2 separate regions of the Homo sapiens genome follow, and region 2 is linked to region 1. A link is a contact called in ENCODE Hi-C data. All regions are on one chromosome and are shown on one strand. Each heading gives the region's core, a stretch centred on a gene start or an enhancer-like site at or near the end of the contact. The rest is flanking DNA. Distances are from core to core; before and after follow the strand shown.

What was found. Hi-C counts contacts between places; a loop is a spot of excess contacts on that map. Pooled maps may share reads with other maps.
Region 2: a map of IMR-90 shows a loop between it and region 1 (2.2-fold over the local background). The contact joins the enhancer-like site here to the promoter of DDAH1 in region 1. A Hi-C loop is called at or near these places in 4 of 168 maps with a recorded cell type or tissue (IMR-90, ascending aorta, heart right ventricle and 1 more) and 3 of 50 pooled maps.

What each region holds. Positions count from the first base shown.
Region 1 is chr1:85,463,184-85,468,333 of GRCh38, forward strand. It overlaps DDAH1 (dimethylarginine dimethylaminohydrolase 1), which reads right to left and starts at 1,976. Exons shown (of 6, transcript NM_012137.4): 1 at 1,560-1,976. The coding sequence starts at 1,862. RefSeq lists silencers at 1,385-1,584, 1,825-2,234.
Region 2 is chr1:85,359,052-85,364,201 of GRCh38, forward strand. The region is part of intron 1 of DDAH1 (dimethylarginine dimethylaminohydrolase 1); the gene reads right to left. Among named protein-coding and RNA genes, the nearest start is that of BCL10, 85 kb to the left of the region's middle. Within about 2 kb of position 2,205, at least 5 of the 41 ENCODE cell types and tissues checked have a DNase peak (open chromatin) inside an H3K27ac peak, as active enhancers do; they include IMR-90 and heart right ventricle, where a contact is called at or near this core.

The sequences.
Region 1 (5,150 bases), core at 726-3,225:
AAAATGTATGCTTCAAAATCTAGGCAGGGGAAAAAGATCACTGCTCACTTAGGTATCAGGGAGGCCAAAGCTTGGAAGCTTTTATTATAGGAATAAAATGAAATGGGTGAATAAATATGGTGACAGTCTCTTGAGAAGAAATTGGACTACTCTCATCAAAAGAGTGCCATTTTGAAAGGGTTTTGAAATCGATTTTGCTCTTTTAAGTTCAAACCATAGCTCTGCCATTTGGCCTAGAACGCATTAGAAAGTATTCAAATGGGATTACATTCCTTATCAGTTTAAAAGAGTGGGACATCTCACAGACTCAAAGATGGAGAGGTGTGGCAAAGACATCAAAGGGCTAGCAGAGATCTGTTACTCTTTTGGTTTTCTGTTAATGGAGGGTGAAATAAAAGCTGATTATCTCGATGAGAAATTAGTAGAATATGCTTATTTTCTCAGACCATGTGGCATTCCATCAACCAAGTAGTGGAGCAGGTGAGGAATAAGCATATTTTATCATAAGCTCTATGAGGCATTTCCAATGTGAAGTGAATACAGACAAAATAGAAAAAAAATTCTTAAATCTCCAGAAATGAAAGAAACCACTAGCTTCTTGCAATGCCACTGGATGCCAATAGCAACGGAGTCTTGAGCCTGGGCTCTTAACTGGCAATGAGAAGAATCCCAGGCCAGATGGCATTTTAAAATCCAATCTCACTCTATTTGTCTCTCCCCACTAACCTACATTGCACTTAAAGCAATCAGCCATTTCACAAGCTGCAGTATTTCAAAGTAGTTACAACCCTTGAGAACAGAAAAACTCTCTTAATTGCTGTGAGTTTAAAAATATAGAGAATAAAAATTATGGAATTTGTGAAACAACCATCTCTAATTAAACACGCTCGCTAGCACACACACCCAACACCGCACAGAGTACAGCTTTTCAAACCTAGCCCATTCATGCACACATTTAGCACAGCTCACCAACAAAACACTTTTCCTTCCATTCATTCACTTACTAGTCCCGTTCTTTGGGACTCACTCGCCACCACTGAAAACTAACTTGAGAAGCCCCAGGTCTGTGGGCACCGACACCCCGTTAATTCATCCAGCTTGTCCTGCTCCGAGCGCCAGGCAGGACTTGGGGGCTTCGGTGTCACGACTGGCGCTGCCCCCTGGAGGGACGCCCAGCCTCCACCCGCCCTACCGGAGCGGCACCCCTCGCGGCCCTCGCTCCCTGGGAAACACTCAGAGTTGCACTGTCGTCGCTGCCGTTTAATTTTCACAAATAAAAATGCCCGTGAGACGGAATCCCCCGCCCACCCACCTGCCCGAGACCGTACAACCACATTGAATCGGATCCTCCAGAAGGCTGCCGGCAGCCGGGAGGTGTGAACAATGAACTTCTCTCTGACTCTCTGACACACACACACACACACACACTCGCCCCCCGACGGGAAGTTGTGAACTACTAGCCCGAGGGCCAATGGCGCGACTCCCCAGGCAACACGGCGGCCGGCGGCGGGGGAGGGCCTGGCGCGCGCCCCGGCCGCGCCCCTCGAGTCGGCAGTTACCTCCTTCCTCCGGCTCGGCGCCCCGGGTCGGGTGATGAGGGCCGTCTCCTCGCACACCACGGCCACGTCCTCCACGAAGACGCAGTCCGGAAGGCTCTCGTCGGCCGGCAGCTCCACCACCTGCAGCCCCAGCTTGCTGCCCAGCACGCCCACGTAGAGCTGGTGCTGCCGTTCCGCGCGGGCGACGTCCACCTCCTCGCCCTTGGCGCTTCTCAGCGCGTGCTGGCCGAGCGACTCGGGTAGCGCCCGCACCACGGCGTGGGTGGCCCGGCCGAAGGCGGCGGGGTGGCCGAGCCCGGCCATGGCTTCGGGAGGCTTAGGGGCGGCGGCGGCGGCGGAGGCGGCCGGGTCCTGCCGCGGGCAGCGCGCGCTGAGCCTGCGAGCGCCCGTCGGCTCCTCTTGGCAGCCGCTGAATGTGGTGCAGAAGGAGCCCAGCTCGCGCCCGGAGCCCTGCCCGCGCGACTGAGCATGCCCAGAGCTCCGGGCGCCGGCCCGCGCGCATCCCGCGCGCCCACTCCGGCGCTCGCGGGTCTCGCGCCAGCCCAGGCGGGAGTTGTAGCGGCGAGCGCCGGGCGAGGAGTGGGGCCAGGAGAGGCGGCCGGGGAAGCAGCGAGGGCAAGAAGTATGCGGAGGCGGGGGACCTCGGCGAAAAGCCACCGCTACCCGGACCTGGCGGTACCTGTGTTCTGTCGCAGGTGCACACCTCCCATCGTCCCCAGCGCGGACTTGGAGAGCCGGCCTCGGTCTGGACAGAGCAGCTGGAGGGCTTCCTGGTCTTTACCTGAACAGTTTAAACCTTGCGTGCTTACAAAGTCTAGCCCACTTTTGAAGAGCTATAATGGTTTACAGATTCTTCATGTTGAGCTTAAATCCCACGGGTCCCAGTTCTGTTTTCTGGCCTTACCTAAAGTACAAGTTTTTCTTGTTTTGTGTGTGTTCGCGTGTGTGTGTGTTTTCACAAAACAGCATTTGCATATCTGAAAACAGTTCTAATTATCTATGCTGCCTAACACCATCCTCTACCCCCCACCCTAAACCCCCTCCAGTCCTGGAGCCCAAACCACTGAAAAGTAACTAGTGATTTGGTTTCCAAGTCCCTTCAACATTCTGGTCAGCTTCCTTTTGATACACACCAATTTGCTTGTATCCTTTTAAAATCATAGTATCCGGAAAATAAACAATTCTTCCTGTGTGGTCTGACCAGCACAGACTACAGCAGCACCCTTGTTCCAGATGCTGGGCCTCTATGAACACTGCCTAAGCCTGTATTCACTTTTTTGGTGGTCTAGGGCCAAGGCCCAGGCTACAGCCTTCTTGCCAGAACTCTGATCCCAGCTTTTAGGAAACTCTGGATTTCTAGGAGCAGGTCTCTCTGAGCATCCTAGAATGGTTGCCCCAACTGAGCCCAGAGATGTGATCTGCCTTCTCTCCCCTCCCACAAGGGTGGTGTGAATTTATAAATGAGCTTCAAAATTCTCAGCTTCACATTTGAGGAGTTTTTTTTGTTTTTTGTTGTTGTTTTGTTTTGACGGAGTTTCACTCTTGTTGCCCAGGCTGGAGTGCAGTGGCACGATCTCGGCTTACTTCAACTGCTGCCTCCCCAGTTCAAGCAATTCTCCTGCCTCAGCCTCCTGAGTAGCTGGGACTACAGGTGCACGCCACCACTCGCGGCTAATTTGTATTTTTAGCAGAGACAGGGTTTCACCATGTTGGCTAGGCTGGTCTCGAACTCCTGACCTCAGGTGATCCACCCGCCTCCACCTCCCAAAGTGCTGGGATTACAGGCATGAGCTACCACGCCCTGCCCAAATTTGAGGAGTCTCAAGGACAGCTCTGACACTGACATTGGGAAGTGGGACCAAAAGTAAAATAACAAACCTTTAAGACCGACTAGGTAGTACTTCTAAAGCAAAATTCTTAGGGGATCCAGGCAGCCCCATTAGCCCCAGTTTAGCGTCAGAAATCACTTAATGGTGTCCTCAGATGGAGGATTTCCATCAAAGTTACAGGTGAAAGTTGATCTTTTACCTTAAGCTTGCCCTGGTTAAATATAAAATTTATTTATTTTTAAATTAGTTCATTATTTATTCTTTTTTTTTTTTTTTTTTTTTTGAGATGGAGTTTCGCTCTTGTTTCCCAGGCTGGAGTGCAATGGCGCGATCTCAGCTCACTGCAACCTCTGCAACCGGGGTTCAAGTGATTCTCCTGCCTCGGCCTCCCGAGTAGCTGGGATTATAGGCATGTGCCACCACGCCTGGCTAATTTTGTATTTTTAGTAGAGACGGAGTTTCTCCATGTTGGTCAGGCTAGTCTCAAACTCCTCAACTGAGGTGATCCGCCTGCCTCGGCCTCCCAACGTGCTGGGATTACAGGCGTGAGCCACTGCACCCAGCCTATTTATTCTTATTATATATTGTTTATTTGTTTAGCTCCCGGGTTAAATAAAGTATAGGACTTCATTCTGCTCTTTACTGCAGACTTTACCAGACATTGAGGCTCCATCTGTCTCTAGCTGGCCACCATCTAGCAATCTTCATTCATGCCTGTGCCTTGTTGGAGCCTGAATATTTCACCTACCACTCAGTGCCCTGAGTCTAACTATGAACAGGGTTCTGTGTACCACTCTGGGCTCATGTCAGTCTAGCAGCCAATTAAAACCTGATGTTAGCCATGTCTTTCCATACTGAAATTGGGTACCTGTTCTTTTAAAATCTAATTTTGTAGTTATCCCTGTTAAATGTTATTTACTTATTTCTAATTTGTCTAGTTTTGATTCTGTTATCTCGTGCATTACTTATTACTTCTAATTCGTGCCATCTGAAATTTGATAAGCATGCCTTCTATTTTCTCTAAGCAGTGGTCAAAAAGTGTTAGAATGTATATATTAGTAAAAAAGAATAATAAAAATACCAAATCCATTAGATTATAGTTTACATGCTTTCACACTTCAGCAATGAAGGACTGTTTTTAGGAAAACGGACTTTATTGAGCTTAATACATTGATATGTTCATTTTTCCCATGAATATTTATTGAAAATTCCCAAGGCACATCACCATGTTATGCACTTCAGAGTCACAAAAGAAGGAAGCACAAAGACATGATCCTTACCTTGAAGAGCTCACAATCTCACTAGGAGAACAAGACATCCAGAATTGGAGCTGGGGTAAGTGCACATGAGAGGTATAGATAACAAAGTGCTACAGGAAGGTAAGGGAAAGAGAGATCTATCTCTATGGTGGGTGGGAGTGGAAGAAAGCTGCTTGAAGATGATTGGACTTGGTTTAGGCCTTAAATAATTTTTGGATGTGAGTAACTGAAGGAGAGAATGAGAATTCTAAGGGAAAGGCATTTTCAAAGGACAGTAGGTAGATCTATTTACATATCTATAGCTGCTGTAACAAAACAACTCCAACACATATAATGGCACAAAATTGACAGAAGCTTATCTCTTGTTCACTCAAAGTCTAGCACAGATGTTCCTGATTGATTCTCAACTCTTTTTTCCAAGCAATATTCAGGGATCCAGCCTTCTTCTATTTTGTGGCTCCAACTCTTCTACATGTGGCATCCAAGTTTTCCATGCTCACTGT
Region 2 (5,150 bases), core at 955-3,454, 100 kb before region 1:
TATTTTGTTCCCTTCTAGTGTAAGATTGAGTCAATACAGTGTCATTTTTTTCTGTAGAAAGCTGAGTAGTTACAATACTGTTGGAGGCCGACTAGTTAAGACACTGTTGGAGTACGACCAGTTAATGCACCATTGGAAGCTGACCAGTTCGGCCACTGTTGGAGGCTGACAAGTTAGGGCATTTGTTAGAGGTTGACTAGTTAGGATATTGCTGGAGTCTGACCAGTTAGCACACTATTGGAGGCTAACCAGTTAGGGCATTGTTGGAGGCTGACTAGTTAGGGCACATGAGTAAAGGAAGGTGGGAGGCAAGGCACCCAATTCTGACCAGTTAGCACACTATTGGAGGCTGACTAGTTAGGGCACATGAGTAAAGGAAGGTGGGAGGCAAAGCACCCAATTATCCTACCCTTGCCAGGAAATACAAGATTCCATTTTAAATCTTATGTCAGTCATTTAGTCAGAATTGCACACACACACACAGTATAATACATGGAAGGAATATCAATAACTCGTAATTTGAAATCTCAACCCATAGGACAATCACTGTTTTCTATTCAAATATTTTGTAAAATGTCAAAACATCCTTTGCTTCTCTGTAAATGTAAACTGTGTTAGTTATATTCAAACAGTTAATATGATTACCCATCTTTTAAAACCTAGTTCCTTAGAGGTGATTAACAAGTTCAACAATTACAATCAAACCAATGAATATTTGAAAATAAATTTCAGGAATTTGTATGATTCCAGGGCATGTCTAAAGCACAGAGATATTCTGGGTTGAATTAAGGAACACTTCTATTGAGGCTTACTTTAATATAAGAAATGAATGTGAAGCATAACAAATTGAAGCTCACAATTTAATTCAAGTCCTTCCAGTAGCTCAACAAAACAATTTAAATATTTTCAAAGGTCTGCAAAACCTTTAGGATAGTAAAGACATACAATGAGATGACTCGAATAGGGGACAAGGGAACAAGAGATCACATCACACTGGGCAAAGCAGGTAGTTCTTCCAAAAATACAACATGCTGAGTACACAGTGTGAATTGTCAGTGAAGAGTTTAAGAGACACAAATAGAGCAGAGTTACTTCTAAAGTAATAAAAATATGGAAATACTTTGACAACAAGCCTGACATTCATGCATTCAAAAAACATTTAAAGAGGATACAAAGTAAAATAAATATATCATCTCATCCTTGTCCTGGAACTCATGTAAAAATTCCACAAACCAGAGTGACTCAGAACAATAAAAAATATTTCCATGGACAAAATGGTCTTAATGTTGTAGTAAATACATTCAGTGACCTCTTTTAACAGCAGAATAGGTTTTCCTATGTAATAGGAAGTGGAATTGTTGCTACAGCATAAAATAAGGAGCAAACACAATATTTACCATGACTTGTTGGGCTACTATGAACCCAGGAAAACACAACTGTTTCCTTTTGACATCTCTGCTTCTTTGTCCATGGAAAATTCACTGAGCTTAGGGAGAGATCATGAGAACAGATATACAGTTACTTTTTGTTTCTATTACTAATGCTACTGCTTCTATTATAACTTAACATTTCAAAGATTAGGAGGAGTTGAGCAATAACATAAATTTTGGTTTGAAAAGTTTGTATGTAACTATGCAACATTTCAACTCAGGAACTGTATTCAATTCTTAAAAGTTAGAGGAGAATAGAAGTAGGGAGTCTACTATATACCAGTTTCAGAAACATTACATCTCTTTAAATGTCCTATGTCTTTGAAAATTAAAAAGTTTTAGAGGATAAAATGTTTGTGCTTTTCTTTTCTTTTCAAGTTAAAACAGCTGCACTGACATTAAAAAAACTAGCTCTTGTGCAGGGGCAGTACTTAAAAAAATTCAATCACATCTATACAAACAGTCATCAGGATAGGTCCATACCACACATGTTGATGATACTACATTACTTTCAGAGTTAAGCACATGGACAAGATTTTTAAAAAATTGTAAATATCAAGTAAACAGTTTTGAGAACTGCAGGGCCATATGGCATCAAATCGGCAATGCTAAACTGAGGGAGATTTCTGGAGAAGAAATGAGAGGCTGAACTCGGCAGGCTGTCCATTGGGAACCACACACTCTTGGCATTGAGGTTCCGTTGAAGCAGACAAACTCAGCTGCAAACAGGCCTGACACATGGGTCCATAGCAAGCCAGCTATTCAGGCAGTTAGAACACTAAATATAACTATAGAAGTGGGAGTTTTTGCAGGAAAAGATCCAAACCATGAGCCTTTAAGAAACTGCCCATTCTGTGGTTACATGGCCATGGTTAATGTTGACTTTATTAACTTCCAAGAGGAAAAAAAATGACCAAATAACACACCCACCTTTCATTGAGACAGTAACCCTGCAGTGTGGAACTTAGCATTACTCAGAGAAACCATCAGGACAAACAGTATTAATTCCAACGGCTGAGCTGAATGGGTCATTTTAGCCCACAAAATTAGAAATAAAAAGGGAAAATTAGAAAAACAACCTACTTAATTTAAGCCTTAGAGTATAAAGTATATACAGTAATTTTCATTCTTTACTCAAAAGATTTACAAGACCTTTCTTCCCTCCCTTTTCATGCTACATGCACTTTGCATTTCATTTTAAAACAATGTTATACTTGCATTTTTTGCCCCATTTTTCTCCTCATACTATTTATCACAGCATAGATTTCTTCTCTGGTCACAGCTGCTGCAGATCACCTCTGCTGCTTCCAGTTCTGCTACTTATTAGCCAGTGTCCTCAGGTTATTTAGTATTCTGAGCCTCAGTTTTCTCACCTTTAAAGTGGGTATTTATTCATTATAGTATCAACTTTTTAGGCTCCTTCTGGTCATTAAATACATACAAGTCACACAGTATTTGCTGAATAAATATTGTATTTTTTATGAATAACAGCTTGTGTATACACAGTGACAGATACTTGTACTATAAAATTAGTGCACAAGAAAACAACTGTTGTTTTTTCTTATATTTGGACATGTTTCTTGTGTTTTATCCCTCCATGACAGATCCCATCTGCTTTCCTGTGAATTAAAATTATAGATTTTTTTTTTGCAAAGCCAGTATACAGTTAGAGAACATACATTGAGGATACATTTAAATTTAAATTTAGATAATCCAAATCTGATTTCCTTCCAGCTCCTGGAAGCTGTCAAGACATGTGGCAAATTTCTTGTGTAACCTCTGCTTTGAAATAGCCCTTGGAAAGTACTACATAAGGTGGGAAGTGGGCCTGTCTGGTAAGATGTTCCACAGGACTCAAAAGAGCATCAGCTAAGATGATATGGAATGATCATGGTCACTGAGAATATTACCACTCTAAGGGACCCAATCAGTCTAAAGAATTCTTTCTCTTTCTCAATGCCTGGTCTCCTTCCTTACCCTTCCCTTTTCTACTCTCTTCTTTCCTTCTTTTACGGCTCTCATTTCCATCCTATCATGTTTTCATGATTATCCTGTCTTCTCTTTTCACTCCCTTTAGACCTTCATGGTGAGTGGCAAGAACCAGGGATTAGAATAAAGTCTTTATCACTTATTAGCAATGTGACTTGGATAAATTCACCTCTCTGAGTCTCAGTTTCTTGACCTGCAAATGGGAATAGTGCTTTCTCTCTAACAGGGATTATGTGAGTAACAAATAAGATAATACATGTAAAACACCTAGCTCAGTGCCTGGCATATTGTGCTCAAAACTAGTAGTTGATGATATTATTATTTTGCCCTAAATTAACTCAGTCCTTTGTTTGGATTTTGGCTACCTTTCAAAAACAAGTAAAAGATAAAAAATACAATTTTCTGTATTAAATAAAACATCTTTTAAGTTCAGTTTTCCTTTTGTTCTTGCAAAATCTCCCTCAAACCTAAAATACTAAAAGAACTCCCAAAAAACCCAAAACTCTCCCTAATATAAAACAAAACAAAAATAAAGCCTTATATAGTTTTACTAGGAAGCTATATTCATAATAACTTGTTATAGCACTGTTAGTTTAATACTCTTTATTTCAGGGCAATATTTTCCAGTTGACCCTTTCCAAAATTGACTTTTGCTGTTTATTTTCAGTAATGCCCCTTTTGAATGTTTCACATCTTCGTTCTAAATGTTGTGAATGTGCTTGTGGGGCCTGGTGAACAGTTCTGAGCTATGGCTCCTTAAAGAATATGCACCAATCTGTTAGCCAAGCTGCTTTCCTTCAGCTGTTTCTGCTGCTAGATACTATGAAATAAATGTGGCCCTCAAAGTTGGCCTGTCTGTGGCTGACATGTCTCAGTCAACCACAGTTCTGCCATGTGCTAGAAGCTGTGCTATCACCAATGTCACCACTATGTTTTCAATGCCTGCTTAAGTTGTCCTGGTTTCTTTGTAACTCATCACATTACAGGAGCTTTAAAATTATAGAATCATTCTACCCCTACACTTGTCTAGCTCCAGAGAGTTGAACAGTAGCAACATAGCTTTGTTGGTAGTGAGATGGTTTCATCTCCCAACTTTTTGCTGATTTTGTTTTGCCTTTTAATGTTGAGTGTGACATGTAGATAATGCTGAGGAAGCTGTTCAAGAAGCTGTCTTGGCACATCAAGGCACAGATGGCTTGGAACTTGCTGATGCATCAAAATCACTATATTGTCTGAGGTCATATTCAAAAGACCACATTTTATTTCTTTATGCTACTTTAAACTTCTTTGTTAATCAGCACATCTTTGGTCACTGTGGCCACTTGCTAGTACACTTGGCTGATTTTATGACATTGCTTAATGTTGTATCACATTTTCACACATATTTTGTCATGTGAATAACATCTCAGTTCAACAAATATTTGGTGGATGTCAACTTTTTTTTTTTTTTTTTTCAAATCAGGCTACAATTCTTTTTTTTAAGCCACAGCCCTTGCTTGCCTCTGTGAAATTAATCTAGTGGAACAGATACACCTTCTGAATATATAGTGACAATAAAATGGAATATTTGTTGTGATGCTCACAATAACTCCAAAAAGAAGAAAGGGTAGATATTAGTATACCCATTTTATATATGAGTAAACTGAGGCTAAGGGAGGTTGACTGACTTGCCGAGTCAAGCCTCCGGAGCCCATCCTCATTTTCACTTCACTGTATGATTAAGATTCTCCT